Regions from separate parts of the Homo sapiens genome. Here region 1 is linked to region 2. A link is an interaction called in ENCODE POLR2A ChIA-PET data of the cell type or tissue named here. Cell type or tissue: MCF 10A. All regions are shown on one strand. Each heading gives the region's core, and the rest is flanking DNA. Links, peaks and the distances in the headings are about the cores only.

Region 1 (8,913 bases), core at 604-8,603, 53 kb after region 2:
ACTGCCATGGGGAAAGTCTTCCTTCCTCATAGCCTCCATAATGTCTCTGGTATACAACTATTATAACACAGATCACCTTCTAGTTTAACGTGTTTACATGTCTGTCTCTTAAAATAGACTGTGAACATCTCAAAAGCAGAAACTCAATTGTTATTATCTTCAAATACTTAGTGTCAAGCAAGGGCCCTGGCAGGTAATAGATGCTCAATGAGAATTAGCAAAAGAAAGATGTTATTATTTGGGCAAGTTTTGCTTTCAGAGTGTATCAACTCTCCAGTAATCACCAGTTCTTCAGTTAAATGCTGTTTTGAGTTGAATTATACCTCAAATTTATACATTGAAATCCTAACTCCCAATACTCCAGAATGTGATCTTGTTTGGACACAGGATCCTTAAAGAGGTAATCCAGTTAAATGAGGTTATTATGGTGAGCCCCTAATTCAATATGGCCTGTAACTTTATCAAAAGAGAAAATTTGGAGACAGATATGCATACAAGGAAAACACCATGTAAACATAAAGATGACCATCTACTAAGCAGGTAGACATACCTGGAACAACTTCTTCTCTCATAGTCCTCAGAAAGAAACAACCTGTCAAACCTTGATTTTGGACTTCCAAGCTCCAGAACCTTAAGATAAAAAAAAATTCTGTTGTTTAAACCATCTAGTCTATGATACTTTGTTATGGTAGCCCTAGAAAACCAATTAAAATGTTTTGTTGTTTGATTTTTTTAATGCAAAAATTAAAATGTGGTCACTATGGGATAAGTAAGGTCACTTATGAAACTGCTTAAGAAACAAAATCACAGCTCATAGGTCACTCTTAATTAATTAAACTTCAAGCCCATGGAAACAGCTGTCTTGAAACAACAAGTAAATGGTAGTTTGCAGTTTTTGACAGGAAAAAAGTCATAGTCTGAACTTGAATTCTCTGCAGCATATCTAAGCTGTACATATACTTTTAGTTTGACAAATTCTATTAATAGTTTAAATGGGATTATGCAAATAGGTACAAAATACAAAAGCAAGTACTCTCTGAGGAAGTGTGTCTTAATTCCCTGCTTTGTACAAACATGTCATTGGTAAAGTTGCATAGATATTCTCAAGACTCCATTTTGTAAGTCACCATTAACCACAACTGGCATTGACTCCTTCTCAATTATGCAGTTTCACCCCCAGGACGTAATAGACTCGTTTCTCTATTCAACAAACTCATCTCATCATGTCCCTAAAACCCCAATTAAAACAATGATTGAAAAACAAACTCAGTGTCTTTATTGGCTTATAAGTGACAAGCAAGCTACTTGATAAACTGTAACTTTTGTTCTTTAGTGGGGAGAGAGTAGGAGGAGAGCAATAAACCATTCTCAGGGTTGTAGAGAGCACATGCAGGTGGGCTGCAGTATTGATTCCACCATTTAGACCAGGATCAAGATCAAGTACAGACATGGGTATTCAGAACTCACCAGCACTCCTCCTGATGGCTGTCATTGTGTTTGGCACATTTGGTAAGCCAGCTATGGCTCTTATCTTTTCCTTCTAGGCACTGGAAAAACTCAGAAAAGTTTCCAGATGTAAAGAGATTGTATTTAGAATTAATCAAAGTGTATAAACTGTGAAATTAAAATGTAAGTAGACCTATATAGTATTTAGATTGTGGAGTGTCAAATAACTTTTTGTTGAATCAAATGAAAATATCTGTTTAACTTCCTAGAAATATCTGGCTCTAAGAGTCTATACTTTTCTTATTAGAGATGATAGAAAGAACATTACTAAAAATAAGTTTCATATAAAATATCTCATCTTAGGAAAAGTAAGAAAAGGAAAGAAAGACTAACCCTATTAGTATGTATATACATACACTCAAACTGCAGTTGGATTAATGTTATATATATTTATATTAGTATGGATTTGCAAAAGTTAGTATAAGCTATGAGTCTTTACAACAAAGCACTGTTAAATGTATACTTTGTATATGTTTTCTGTCAGTTACATAGGTACTACCAAAATGTATGATGTATTTTCCTTCATATAAACATTCATCAATCAAATATTTATTGATATTAATTAATAATCTTGTTATATATCTGACCCTGTGCAGAATCCTTATCATCTAGAAATTACAAAGATAAGAGCTTTAGGTCTAAGTTAAGATCTTTTTGCAGAAAATATACTCCATTTTCACACAGAAACTAAAGATTTTTCAGTAAGGGAAAGGGATCAAAAAAGGGGAGGAGAAGTGAGAAGGGCTAGAAGACAGAAGAGAGGAGAGAAGGAAGAGAGGAGGAGGGAGTTGGAGGGGCTTATGTTGTCTTTTTTTTCTTTCTAATTTGTTACTGCTTTCCTTTTCCTTCTTTTCTCTCTCCTTCTCTTATCTTTTCTCCTTCCTTCCCACCATGCCTTATTTCTGTTTATTCATGGAAGTAAAATAATTGTACTTAAAAAAGAGGCGGAGAAGGACCCAAGTACCCCAGGGGAAATCTCAGCCAACAGCCAACACCAACCACCTCCCATGTGAATGAGGCCATTTTTTATTTTTAACCATTTCAGTTGCTTCCGACTGCGCTCACTGAAGTGAGCTTAACCGAAGAACCTCACATTAACATGCAGATATATCAGAAATAATATATTTATTTTAAGCCACAGAAAGTAAGGTTGACTTATTACAAATAAAAGAGGATTAATGGTACTTGGTAACAATTGAATGTGTTTGCAGGCTCTAGAACAACATTATGCTAGAATTTCCTCAAATGAATGAGTATGTAGAGAAACTGTGTACCTTTCATACATTTGAGATTCAATAAATGGCATTTATCAACATAATTTAAAGTATAAATTCTGAAGCCTGCAAAACTTTGAAGTACTTGTATGTAATAGTACCCAGAAAGATACTTCCCCCTCAACTCCTTCACCCTCCCCACTCTCCTCCCACTTTCAGCCCATGCTTCACCTGTGGGCAGTAGACAGTAAAACCTCAATTAACTTGAGTGCCAGAGTAATTGACATCTGAACAATTCTTATCAACTAACAGTTACACAGAAAGCACGTTTGGTTTCAGCACTTATAGAAAATCTTTTGCTGGTTAATATTTTAATTTATTGATTAAGATACTTTAACAAACTTATAGAAAATTGTACTATCCCTAAGCATTTTCTGAAGCAATTGTTTTTGTGATTAATTTGCATTTGCAGGTGGCAGTCTATTTCCTTCATACTTGAAAGGATTTGGGAAAAGTGTGTTAAGAATGTGCTGTGTGAGGCAGAAAAGAGCTAGTCTATGTCTGAATTTTATGAATAGTGGTCCTGCAGTGTCTCTAGATAATTTTGTTTTAAAATAGCTAACATAAGATGTGCTTTAGGTCTTAGATAACTTGCTTGTTTCCTGAATGACTCTGCATTTATATGACTTAAAGCGAAAAGAGATAAAATAACTTACCTCCTGCAATATACACACATACACAAAGCCACAGTGACAATGCAAGATTTATAAAAAGGCTGTGAAGTTATTTTAAAACCAAAAAACCTGACTTTTTTTCTACTTCTAGCATTTATTTAAATCATAATTTTGTATAAGCTAATTGCTTTCAACTGAATTACTCATTTAAAAAATATCTTTTAACCATTTTTGTACAGTTTATCACTGTGTGTATAGTGTTTCTGATCTTGGAAATTGAAGGGAATGATGCAAATGATAGTAATAGCAGTTAACAGTAGCAGTTGTCATCATTGTCGTAATAGTAGAGTATGACTCATAGCCCATTACTTTGCACAAAGTTTTTAGGCCTCGCTTTTAAAAAAGAAATAGTTAAAATGACTAAGTCATGCAAAGAAGCGAACTTCATAAAGCCTGGCACATAATTGATGCTTAATCAATATTTTTTGAGTTAATGAAAATTAGCAAAAAGTTGTTTTATATTAAAAGCTGACTAATAGGCTTATACAATTTTGATGACTCATGAAATTTGTTACTACTTCCTCATGACCCTTGCTGATGATGTGTCTTTTGTGACAAGCCACATTTGCTGATTAAGGCAATTACTCAAAGATACTGTGATCCATGCCTACCTCTTTCCTACTGTCAACTCACTCAAAAACATCATTACTTCAGGAGACTTTTCCTGTAGTTTCCTCAAAAGGATTAGGAACTTTTTGGAAATCTTACTAATGAACGAGGAAAGAAATCTGCATAGGGTTAGTATGGAAAGAAAAAAAGTGTCCAGTGAAGCTAATAAATATTCTCAACAATGTGTTTAAGGGGTTGAACAGAAAATGAAAGATACTATGAATAGTGCTAAAGACCTTTATATCTTGCTCTGGAGATAGCTTTGATTTTATGATTGAATGAAAATGTATCTGACTTGAGAATTCACAATATCTCAATCTCAATAACAAGAAAAGGTTGTAAAGTCATCCTGCAGGAGGAGCTAGAAAGAAGCCTGTTCTCCTCATTCTGTGTCCTGCTGAGCTTCTCTTTGCTATTGACTCCATATCTCAGCTCTCAGAAGAAGCCAAACTCTCAGCTTGTGCCCTTCTTTTAAGCTTGCTTAAGACTAGACAGTTCTGTGTTGAGATGGGAAGAAAAATTATTTTAGTTCAATATTTTCTACTGCTAAACTCTAATTTATAAGAAAAAATTAAGTAGGGTGGAAAAAATAAGAAATACATTTATCTACTGAAATTATTTCTGTGGAGGCATAAATAATTTTAGAAAAGTTTATTGAAAGCCAAATGGGAAGACAGACCTGGAAAGACACATCAACAAAGTTGGGGGTGTTCTAGAGTCTTTCATAAGCTAAAAGGGCTTTATGGGAAAGTTTAGAAGAAGAGAGGAAGGCTCCTCATACCAGAGTTGTCCTCTTTTTCATCGGAGGATAAAATAAAGGAGTTACAATCATTAGATTACTACATACAGGCTAAATGTCTACGTGCAAAACAATCAGAAAACTTCTTGTTTCAGTGTAACTTAGAAATAAATCATGGTCCTATTCAGTGTCATCAGGTTCTACATTAATCAGTACGTCAACAATCTGAGGAACTCATAATAAAATGCTTTACTCAGAGATAGAATGTCAACATCAAGTCACCAAACCTTTCCAAGGTGGGTTAATTTGGAAGTCTGCTTACTTATAATGTAAACTGTAAAATGTGACCTGTAGGTTATCACACTTAAAAACAGTTCCAAATAACTTCAGTAGGCATAGTGAATAATTGTTCAACAATAAGAAAAATTGGCTTGAAAACTAAAAAAAAAAAAAAAAACAAAAGAGAGAATGAGTTTTGTTTGTAGTTTCTTGATAAAATTATAAAATTTATTTCTAAGGCAGAAAGAATTCAGTAAGCTAAAATCCAAAGTAAGCCTCTGATGATAATTGGCTCTTATTTTATCCATACGGTCCCAAAGAACATCTGCTGTCTTTGGCGCAGGGCCATATATTTGTGGTTTCAGGTGCCCCTAAAGTGTCTATAGGAGCCTATAAACAAAGCCTATAAACTGTGTTGTAGGAAAGACAGCACATATTGTTACAGGCTCATACAAAGAAAATATATGTAGTGTTTCAGTCTAGTTCTTACCTTCCTAAGTAGAGTCCTTACACATGTGTAAGGGAGATAGGTATTGAGAAAGGGAGAGTGGGAATGTGAAGTGATGCATAACATGCAACTTAGTAGGAATTTTGACCTGTGTTGGGCACAGCTTGACAAGCTTGTGTGTGTGTATCACCACATACCCTCACTTCCCCCTTCCCTACCTCTTTCTCCTTACTGACTTCAAGGGAGAGCATATAAATGACATCAAGGGGTATGAAAAGCCACTTAACTGCAGACTTGTAGGCAGCAACTCACCCTCAAGAGGAAGTCTTCAGGCTCTAGAAACATCTTTAACTTCGGCTTCTGCACCATAAGCCTCAGACTCAATGCCACCCTGCAGCTGTGCCAGATCACTTTGTGCCCTGCAGGTGCTGCTGTTGACTGTTCTGGGTTCCTCCACCAATGGACAAACTAAGAGAAACATAGGGAAAAGGAAATGTAGAGATCTGTTCCTTGCACCTGTTGCTGCTTCTGCTATACCTGTATCTGGGAGAAAGACTGGCTTGGTGCTCCTGGGGCTGGAGAGTGCCATTATAACAACAAATCCAAGTGGAGGGGTCACAGAGAGGGGGCACTTCACATTTGCTGGGCATTCTGCTGGGCACTTTACTAAAGCTTTACAGATCATATTCACAATGGCTTTATGAGAGAGGTACAATTACCTTCAATTTACAATTGAGAGAACTGAGAAAAATATTCACGACCACTAATAGATCACTTTTTACCCCAGCTGTAAGTGTAGACAGTGACTTGTACACTGAACTGCGCTGCGTGTATGTGAAGTCAACCTTTGTACTTCATCCCAGAAACATCCACAATTTGGAGTTGGTCTCAGCAGGACCCCATTGCAGCAAAGACGAAGTAATGTAAGCCACTGCTTCTGTGCTATCGCCTCATCAGGGAAGCCCTCTACCTCCATCCCCATCTGCATTCATTTCCTCCAGTCTCACAGATCCTTTCTGATATTCAGGCCAGGACACCCACAGATAATTCTATTCTCTCTTGCAGAGCCACTCTGTAAGATGGGAGAAAAAATCTGCCTGGACCCAGATGCTCCCAGAATCAATAAAATTGTACAGAAAATGTTGAAAGTTGATGAATTCATCTGGTTAATTTGTTAACTTTCTGCTAACGCTTTTCACTGGAAGGGGAGGATTTTGAAGTCTTGACTTTCTCAGATTCTTATTTATCCAGGATACTTATTCTTACTGTATTAAAATTTTGATCTAAGTTCTATTCTGTTTCAAAAATCTCATTTTATTCTGAGAATGCTGGATAAAAGATAACAGAAAGAAGGTGAAAATAAGCAAGCCATGCTTCAATATATAATATATGTTTTACCCCCAATCCTTGGCTAAACATTGTAGTGCACTTTCCCTTTATTTATTTGAAAATTTCTATTGAAACACATCTTTGTTGATTTTTCCAACCCCACTCTACTGTAAGACTAGACATGCTGATGATAATAAACAGATTTAATAATGGTTAATGATATTAGGAATCACACAGAGCCCAGCGCAAAATACTTGCTCAATAAATTTTTGTTAGTATGTTCAGGAACTTAATAGGGTCTTTTAGTGTCTTAGTGCTATTATGTCTTGCTTAAAACATCTTCTGAAAGTTTCTTCTGATGTTTGTTTTAGCCTTCAAACCCTAAAAATAATAAAGTTGTAGAATGTAAGTCTTGTGAACTCTGCTTTTTTACTTTAAAGTGTATATATTTACCCCTGGTAGAATAAAAAATAGATGATGGAAATGAATTAATGTATCCCATTAAAAAACCTGTGATATTTTTTGAAACAAGAAAGAAAGAAAGGAAAAAAAATTCTTGAGGTTAAATGTTTTACCCTGACATGTTTGTATATATTAGCATTTAGTTAACATCTACATGGTTACAATTCTAGCATTAGTATTGACCTTGTAAGTAAGTACAATGTAGAACTTAACCTTTACTAGACTACTAATTCTTTTTTTAATCAACAAAATTTCCATTCATTTCTTAACCCCTAAAATTTATACCTACAAAATTTTCATTAACAAAATTAATTTTGTTACTACAAAAGTATTAACATAAGAATAACAATTTCTATTTATTTGTTGTTATATATTATTAATTTGAACATAATTGCTGTGGATAAAAGCTTTACTTCTTCCCTTCTCGTTTTGTTTCACACTTTGGTATTTCACAATATGGCCAACAAAATTCACAAGTTATGATCTGTATCATTCTTTATATAGCATGATAATAGTTCAAATTTATTAATCACTTTTAATATGCCAAGCATATAAAGTGTTTTGCATGCAGGAATAAACAATTTTATGAGATAGTTATGACCCAGCTAAAAGCACATCCTCTCCAGTCAGAATAATGGGCTAACCTGGCTCCACCACTTGCAAGTTCCGCAACAGCTATTGGGTTGGATGCAGATGCTCAAAAATGCAGTACTTAATAATAGGACTACATTCTGAGAAATGCCTCATTAGGTGATTTTGTCATTGTTCGAACACCGTAGTATGCACTTACATAAATCTAGATGGTATAACCTATTGTACACCTAGTGTAGTATAGGGGACATTACAGATACAACTAATGATGTTTACAGCCAAAGTAATCACACAGACTATGGTACTCCATGCACCCAGAATCAAAGCCAAAGTACTTGACCCACCAAACACCATAAATACATCTTCAGAAAAAAGTTATCCCCTACTAAAGAAAATTCCAAAATAGGAAAATTTCCTTTTATACCACATACCCAGAAATCAATATAAGGATACAGGAAACATAAAAAAGCAAGAAAATATAACACCTCAAAAGGAAAACATTAATTCTCTAGCATATATCTTGATCAAAAAGAAATTTTCAAAGTTCCAAATAAGGAATTCAAAATATTGATTTTTTAAGGATACTCAGTGATATTTTCGAGAATTCTGAAAGACAATAGAAATAAATTTTTAAAAATCAGAATGCAAATGATAAATTTACTGAAAAGGTAGATATTTTTAATACAAACCAAATAAAAAGCTTAGAACTTAAGAATTCATTAAAGGAAATATAAAATACGTTTAAAAGTGTCAATAATAGGCTAGCTCAAGCAGAAGAAAAAATGTTAAAATTTGAAGACAGGCCTTTTGAAATAATTCAGTTAGATAAAAATAAAGAAAACATAATAAAGAAAGAGCAAAGGCTTTGTGATATTTGAGACAATATAAAATGAAAAAATAAACAAATTATCAGTATACCTGAGGGTGAAGAAACAAAGAAAAGATTAGAAAATCTATTCAATGCAAAAATAGATGAAAATTTCCAAATCTAGCAAGAGATTT
Region 2 (8,913 bases), core at 548-8,547:
ATTTGGCGTAAACCACAGTAATATGGGTACTTAAAAAACAATTCAAAATGCCAATGATCTGCAATCTAGTCACCTATGTGTTGGTATCTTTTAACCAAAAGGCTAAGTACCTGTATTGGGCCATTTATGAGTCACTATAAAGGACTATAAAGCACTATAAAGGAATAACCATGACTGGGTAACTTATAAAGGAAAGAGGTTTAATTGGCTCATGGTTCTGCAGGCTATGCAAGCATGACTTCAGCAACTGCTTCTGGTGAGGGCCTCAGGAAACTTACAATCACGGCAAAAGAAAAAGGGAGAGCAGTGATTGTCACATGGTGAGAGAGAGATCAAAAGAGAGAAGAGGGAAGGTCCCAGACTCTACAACCAGATCTCACATGAGCTAACTGAGCAAGAACTCACTTATCACCAAGGGGAATGGTGCTAAGCGATTCATAAGGAATCTGTCCCCAAGATCCATTCCCCTCCCACCAGACCCCACCTCCAACATTGGGAATCACATTTCCACATGAGATTTGGAGTGGACAAACATCCAAACTATATCAGTATCTAAATTAGAAGATTGTACAGAATTAAAGTCAAAGGAGATGGAGAGTTTTGAGGGCTCTTTCATCAAGGTATGGTGAGGCTTACCAGAGGCCACCTCCTGGTCAACAGTTCAGGGTCCCTCCTCCCCATTCCACCACTTGGCTATTTTTATGTTTGTGGTAACTATATTTCATGTTGTGGATAGTAGTTTAAATAGGATGGCATTCTATAAAAAAAATTTGAAAAAATGGTGACAAACTTTAAGCAAATAAATAATAAGAATGTTTTTCTAAATTACATAAAAACAAAACTTTTCCATCTAGTTTGGGATAACATTCTTCTATGGCTTCCTGGGTTGTTCCTCCAATGACTCTTTTTGGTGTGTGTGCCTTCTGAGTCACCTACCCTTGCCTTCTCCTATGAATTTGGACACCATACTTTCAAAATAGAGGGCAAGATATCCAGTCCTTGCGATGTATTGGAGAATAAAATTTTTAAAATCAAAATGTCACAGAAAACAGAGAATGAGAATTTACCAAGTTTGTAGACTAACATACTGTTACAGGACTCCTTCAGTGCTGCTTCACCAGCTGGAAATCTCTGTGGCTGCTGTGACCTCTGCCTGTAGTCTTGCCAAGGCCTGCTGGGCTCACTCTTCCCACTCAGCCTGATGGGCTGTACTCAGCTTGTGCTACCTGCTTGGATCCCACATCTGAACAGGGACTCTGTGTTTTGCCTGTGGCTAAACTTGGCATGCCACAGGCAGCTTTTGCATTGGGAGCCGGAGTCTAGATGAGGGGAATGCAGTGGCACCTGAAAACTCAGAGATGCCAGCAACTGTGGAGCCCCAGGTGATGTTACAGCTCTCGCCTGGGGAATCCTGAGGTCTAAGCTCCCAAGAAATGTTGCAGCTTTTGTAGTTCAGCAAGCTGGCCAGGAGGGAATAGTGCCTAACTGCTTCACTTCTTTGAGCCTGCAGCTCGGAGGATGGAGGCATGTTACAGCTCTCCCTGCTGCCTGCAGCTTGGAGGATGGGGGTGTGTTGTGTTACAGCTCATTTGTACCTGCTAAATAGGGGCATGCGGCACCCAGTGGTTTTTTTCACTCCTGTAACTCAGTGAGCAGGAGTATGTGTTACACCCTTTTGGCATGTTCCGGGTTCTTGTCCTGTGACCAAGAAGAATGACGTACACAGACACCGGAGAGTGAGCAAAGCAGAGAAGAATTTTCCTGAGTGGCAGAAAAGCTCTCAACACAAGAGGGGACTTGAAGTGGATGGTCCTCTGTGTGAGAGGAGGCCCAAAAGCAGGTGGCTGTCTGTAAGGCTGAGTTTGGGGTTTTTATGGGTTCAGAATGGGGGAGTGTATGCTGATTGGTCCATGGGTGGGCCTGGAAAAAGCATCATTATATTGGCTAAAAGGCATCGAGGAAATTCTCACTCTGGTCATGGGCTCTACCCCGAACTGGCAGCTCAGTTTTCAGTCTTCAGGCTGTCTTTGGCTTGGAGATCAGGTTTTACCAGGGACGCATCCCTGTCTGCCTAAGAATTTGTCTATCTCCTGTTGCTATCAATATAGCCAATGTGACCAGCTATTTCCAGGTCAAATTATGTCACTACATAGTGTGGCATGTGAAGATCCTAACTATACCCAGATAGATTATTATAAGTATCACCTTCCCCATTCTTATGTTCTAGTCTCCAATAGAACATATCAACTGCCAATTCATCAGAAATACTACCAACAACAACAACAAAAAACCCCTTCAATCAGGAAACGTTAAATTTATTAGAATTACTCAACAGGAGGAACAATGCTCTGACAGCATTTTAGTGTCTCAGAAGGAGGATGTTCAGAGAATTGGACTCAAAATGTTTAAAACTGATCTGACAAGGTAGGGAATGGACTGGAATTGGGCACAGTTGTTGACATAATAGAGTTAGTGGACAAAACAGGTGAGGGTCTTGCTAGAAAAAGCGAACTTGTCTGAGGAGTGATCTGCTGGCTCAGATGTGCAAACTGATGTCCTGAATAAACTGACTTAGAAGAATTTCCTCAAGCAAATGGCAAAGTTCTCCATGAGCTTAGTTTTATTTTCTATGTAAGAATTTCCTGGAACAAAGAGTTAAGTCATACTAATACAAATAATGTTAGTTCTCAAAAGAATGCTCTAAAAAGTAGAGAACTTCTTGGTAGTCTCAACTCCTGGAACAGTACCTAGTATAAAATAAGTGCACATAGAAATATATCTGGTAGTCAAAAAATATTTGTTGAGTTGAATGAAGATTATCTTGGTCCTAATTATAATGTTAATTAAGATAGACATTGTTGCAGATTTGAAAATGCCCAGAAGAGGAAGCCAGGGATCTGAATTCTAGTACTGATTCTACCACTAACTGCTAATCTGTCTGAAACTCTGTTTACTCACCAGACTAATGAGCAAATTAGACTACATTATTTCTAAGATCCCTTGAATTCCAAAATACACTACCACTTCCCACATTCACTTAGGAATATTTAAACCTCCTGCAGATACACATTTAACTGCTAGTGCACACAGGCTTCAGTTGTTGCTTAGAAAAGATAATGCATTCTGAGATTAGGGCTGATGGGAAGAGATACCAAATTTTCACTTGGTATCTATTAATAGCAATTTGGGGATCAATAGAATGCCTCATGAGTCCCAGAACATGTAGGCATGGGATGCCCAGATTTATGATCCAGAAGAAAAAAATCCTTCATCTTCTAGTATTTCATTCCTAGAGCCTTTGCTTGTTTCAAAATAATAATAATAATAATAATAATAAATAAAAGTGGTATTGCTATCAGTCTAGTGAGAACAACTCCCAAGAATTTTCTGTGCGTGAGAGTTGCCTAGATGATGAAACCCAGGACAAATCAATGAGTGAAAGAGAAAACCAGCTAAAGGGGAAAAAATATTCAAGAGATCCCAGCAGAGGATAATGAGGGCAGAGGACAGAGGCTATAGTAAGGGGAGGAAAAAGAGGATAAAGTTGATACAGATTATGTTTATGCAGAGCTATAAGCCGCGGTGTGTTGGTAAAACAGCTTTCAAATTTAAAAAAAAATCAGATTTGTAGCATTTGCTGATTTCCATAAACACTCCCACTGTGGTCAAATTTATGCTTCCAACAATGAATAACTGGCTATCAAAATTCCTGACCATTTAATAACCTGCTCTTGTAAGCCTGTATGAGCTGGCCAGAGCAATGAGGTAAGTGAGGCTGACTGAGTAGTTCTCACCGACCAAGGGTGAGCTCCTATAGGACCCTCGGGATGGTGACTCTTCAATTACTGAATACTTTTTCTGGGGTTTTCGTTTCTTTTCTTTTACTGAAATTCTCACTATGCTTTGCTTTAGGGAATTGGTATTCATATCCTGTAAGTCAAGGAGAGTTTTTTTGAGTGGGAGCTTGAATAAATTGAAGTGGGTCAACTCTCAAGTGCCAGACACCCCTGTTATGAGGTTTAGATGACAATTACTATTTCTTCAGTGATCCTTGGCCACTCTGAGATGGGAGTGGTCAGGGAGAGAAAGGAATGGAATGTCAGTGAAACCGCTTCCTGTTCTCAGCCTGCCCTGGGGCCTCACTCAATCCCAGCCTTGCATATCAGACCTTGGCCATCCTGTGAAATGAACATTCCTCAGCCCTAGCTTCCAGGAATATTGGATACTAGACTCGAAAATAAACTGATACCATTCACAGGCCAAACCAGAAGAAAACCAGGAAACATATGGCAAAAGAAGTTTTCTTCAAGAAATTATTTTCCATGTCATATTTGCGTAAATTTGTCATGGGCCTGTCACTTCCATGAAGGGGGAAACCAGCATGACTCTAGCATGCTGGCATCCTGGTGCCCTTTGCAGCTAAGGTCAGACTGTTTCTCCTCTTGCTTCTTTTCTGCATTTCTTAGTGGACTCATGACCAGCACATTTGAAGCTATAGATGATTATATTCAACACTGTATGTGCTATGAGTGAGCACCCTGAATTGCACAACAATATTTCATTTGGCTAATATTTCAGTTTGTTGAGTCATAAACCTGACAAGTAGCTACAGCCTACAAAATAGCATTTTCTGACTCAGTGCATGTGAGAGAGAAGTGGGAGCTAAAGGTTCTGCACAGCAGACACTGTTGGCACAACCATCTGACTTCACAGCCTTGTTCTATAATCTAGATTCTTCTCTACTTGACTCAATGGCATTGCTTTATAAATTCAGTGTAAATCTCAGACCTTCAAGAACATATCCCAAAATACATGATGAACAGCATCTGGTGTTCAGCCTTCTTTTCCTCTAACTATGAAAGTTTCCCACCAGGAAATGACAATAGCTGTCAACCTATTAACTCATGAGCAATTTGATGCCTTTTGTGTGAAGAATACAAGTTGAGAAATGAATTTCCTGTTGCTGAAATTCTAATACTTAGAAACTCTTCAATGAACAAACACAAGTATATTCTTTGTATTAGTAGCAGGGATAAAAAGGAGTTTCTTTAAACCAAACAATTTAAGTGTTTTGACAAATGTCAGCATAGTGGGATAGGATCTTAGACCATCAAACAGTGGGTTTTCCTTGTGTTGTAGTTTTTCAAGTGTCTATTGAAGAATCAAGAAATGCTGATTCTTCATTTTTCTTAATCATCTTCCATTGTCTATGTTATCATAAAATGACTAATTAAAATGGTAATTTTAACTAAAATTAATGGCTTTCTCACCTGATGTCTTAACTATTGAAGCGTATTATCTATACTCTCTTTCCCAAGAACATCCTATTCAATTCATTAAGCTCTGTTGGGTTCCAAGCACTTATAAAATGAACTCTGTGTGTAGATAAAAACAGAAATAATTCTTGTTTCAAAAACATAAAAATTCCTCTGAGGGGGTGTCAAAATTAGTACAAATTAAAATATGTTATAATAACCTAGATTTTTTCCAAAATTCATCTTTTCAGTCATCTGTTCTAGGATAATTTTTCATAATTTTCCTCCATATGCACTCTTCAATGCTTCATGAGGCCATATCTAACAATTGTGGGGTCTTGAGAGAGAGTTCAGAGAAGCCCATGATTCTCTGTCTAAATATTTACGGTTTTCTTAACTAGCTAACAAAATGTTAAATAAAATGAGTCTGAGGATCTTCCTGTCTTCACAGATATACAGTCATGCACTACATAATGACATTTTGGACAACTACAGTTGGAATACACAATGGTGAGGACATAGGATTACAGTACTATTAATATATATATTTACTGTATCCTTTGTGTGTTTAGATACACAAATACTGTTGTGTTACAATTGCCTAAGTATTCAGTACAGCAACATGATGTACAGCCTTGTAGCCTGGGAGAATAGAATAGAGCATATAGCATAGGTGTGGAGTAGGCTACACCATCTGGGTTTGCATAAGTGGACTCTAAGATGTTCACACAAGGAGGAAACAGCCTAATGCCAGATTTTGCAGAATGCGTTCTGATCTTCATGTGACACATGACCATATATTAATAACATTTTAAAAATATATAAAGTTATGGAATTTGTATGATGAGAATCAGCAAAATATCAGAGAAAAGTGAATTTGTAATTCCATATCTGGGTATTCTGTTATTGTGTAGGCAATGTCTGGATGCATACAAAATAAAATCATGCATAATTTAAGATTTATTCTATTATTCTATATTTATTATATAAAATTTATTTTTCTTCACTTCAGCAAAATTAGTAATTACATTTTTATAATTGAAATGGTCACATAATTTTTGTTCTATAGACAATAGTGCCATTTTAGATGATGCTTCAATCATTTCTTACATTTATTTATAATTAATTTAAATTTGGAGACATTTTACTCTTCTAATGCAGTGACAATAAGATTCCTAAAGCACTACTTGGATGCAGAAACAAAGCATACATTTGATGCTATATTCACACATTGTAATATGTCAGCTGTGGTAAGTTACCTAGACACTGAGCTTTCAGAATAAATTAAAAAGCATCTGGTGGACTGATTCCTTAGGGTTATGCTTATTAACTGATCTCAGAAAAAGATGTGGAAAATGTGGAAATAGTCGGCAGTAAGGATACATGGTCCTCTTGACTTTTTCCAAGCTTCTTCGGCCAAGTTCCCTGTGAAAATTTTGGTTTGTAAATATGCTTTGAGCTCCTCATAGTCATTCCAGAGCCAAAGAGAACAGAAGGGAGCTCAACCACCATGATCATTATTCTTTAGGCTCCCCACTGTGTCCCTCTGGGATCTCAGCCTTGGGCTTGAACTTCGTTAATCAAGAAAGTAAGTATCTAGTGTTAAGGAAGTTTAGGAGGTTAAGGGTCATTTGGCGCCCACTCTAGGCTCTGGTTCCTCAGGTGGCAGAAGTGCCCCCCGGGGTTCTCTAATACATTTGTGGTTTTTTTGCAAGGTTGTGCTAGTGAGATCTTCTGAAGCTTAGGCTCAGGACAGGGGGACCTTCTTTCCTGAGTCTAAGAGCAGTAATGGACCCCATATGGAACTGACCATAACATAATACATTTTTTTAAAAAAATTGTTTATTCTACATTTTAGAATTTAAGCACTTTAAGGACAAATTCAGTATTTTGCCCTTCTTTTTATCCCCAGTTCCTTACATATGTAATCATACACAATGCCTAGCATAAACACTGGGTTATTACCACCTGTTGACATCCCTGTCTGCTCAACCAGAGTGTGGCTCTTGTGAGGGAAGGAATAGACACTTTGATTTCTGGATCTCAGTGGCTCCCTCAATCCTGGAAATATGGTTGCTGTTTAATAAATAAGTCCAGTGGTTGAGTATATGTGTAGCCTTAGAACTGCACTGAGGAAGAGGAGAGACAGTGTAGTCAATGTCCTACATGGCCTGAATGTTAGTTTGGCAAACATCTGAATAAGGCAAGAAGAAAATATAGAACCAGAAGGGCACTGGAGCACAGAAGTAGCTCCTAGTCTCCATTCCACCTTTTCAGCTACTTTAACTTTATTTCTCATTTCAAAATCCTCATTCCTGAATCTTGGACTACCAGTTGGCAAAACTTTCAAAGTTAGCTAAGTAACCTCAAATCCCTTGGATGTGCCTCTCTTTTCCCTCTCTTGAGAATCATTCATTATTTTATTTTTCTTACCACTCTCAAATCTCCCCTTCTTTTTGAACTCACGAACTATCCTTCATCTGCTTCCTGGCTGTGTGCCACAGGGAGGGAGGAGTGGGAAGGGAAAAGGGGCCATCACAGTGTTTCACACACTGCCAAAATTAACGGTTTTGTTTCTCCTTGCTGCTCTCTCCTTCCAGGGAGGTGGCAGGACTCTGGAAGAAAGACTGTACTTTGTACTTAAGAGATTACCAAGCACTGTTATTACCAACCTTAGCAAAGATTTCTGTGCTACAGAATGGATAAGAGCTGGACAGTGCTGCACTTAAAATGACCATATCAATGTTTGTCCTTTTATGGAAAACAAGTATAAGTCAAAGTACAGATGGACAGCCCTGAATATTTTGCTTGGATAAATCCCTTGGGACCTTTTGTACTTTCAGTGTGGTCTGGGAGCTACAATAATGACTGAGATTGAATAGTTTTCTCCTTGGTGGAATGAAGGCATATAGTCAAATTTAATCTGATTTAAAGGAAATGAGTTTAAGGACCGTAGAGATTAGACTTTTATACGGGACTGTTGGGACCTTAAAATTTAAAATATAGCCACCGTTATTGTTTTGTTCCAAGTGTAATTGTTGCAGGTATACAAGAGAGCTAACAATGTTTTATCTCACAAAACTGTATTTTCTACCTATTTTTATCATGGATATGCACGCAAAGTAGAGAAAAAAATGACAGTAAAGATGTAACAGAAAAGGATTACATCCCAGATAAATATATTATTACAGAAACTCCTCTGTAGTCCAAAGACTTTCAATTTGTATCCAACAAATAATTTATGTATTATAAATTAATAATATATGTATTAAATTCAATAAAATTCTATAATAGAAACAAAGAATGTGGTTACATTGTTAGCATATAAAATTCATATTGGTCTTGAAAAAGTCAAAGCATGCTTCAGGCTCAAATATGGAGTTTTCAGAAAGGTATTGCCTCAATACCTTCTGTGGGTCAAATTAATCCAAAACTAAGGGGTATTGTGGACCCACAATAATAAATCTTAGAAACAATTTTGGAAAATATCAAAATGATCCCAGGTAACCTAAATATTTCCCCTGCATTTTACCTTCAATGCCACAAAAGTTATTTTGCTAAAATACAAATACAACCATGTCACTCACATACGTATAAACATTCAAAGTTTCTCTTTCACCCATATTTTGAGTTCCAATTTTGTTAGTATGGCAGATAC

What was found. Peaks named below come from ENCODE experiments on the same cell type or tissue, not always from the same donor. Only the 100,000 strongest peaks of a DNase experiment are listed, where the experiment ranks them.
Region 1: POLR2A ChIA-PET joins it to region 2 with 11 read pairs; 6 of 35 experiments call an interaction of 5 or more read pairs at or near these places.

What each region holds. Positions count from the first base shown.
Region 1 is chr4:74,051,814-74,060,726 of GRCh38, reverse strand. It overlaps the pseudogene PPBPP2. Among named protein-coding and RNA genes, the nearest start is that of CXCL3, 18 kb to the right of the region's middle. RefSeq lists cis regulatory regions at 2,834-3,018, 3,231-4,174. In MCF 10A, for the core only: no CTCF peak of the experiment used is centred there; a DNase peak (open chromatin) is centred at 3,746.
Region 2 is chr4:74,104,915-74,113,827 of GRCh38, reverse strand. No RefSeq gene overlaps it. Among named protein-coding and RNA genes, the nearest start is that of CXCL2, 10 kb to the right of the region's middle. RefSeq lists a silencer at 2,442-2,736 and an enhancer at 4,022-4,316. In MCF 10A, for the core only: no CTCF peak of the experiment used is centred there; DNase peaks (open chromatin) are centred at 1,667, 3,757, 4,097 and 4,587.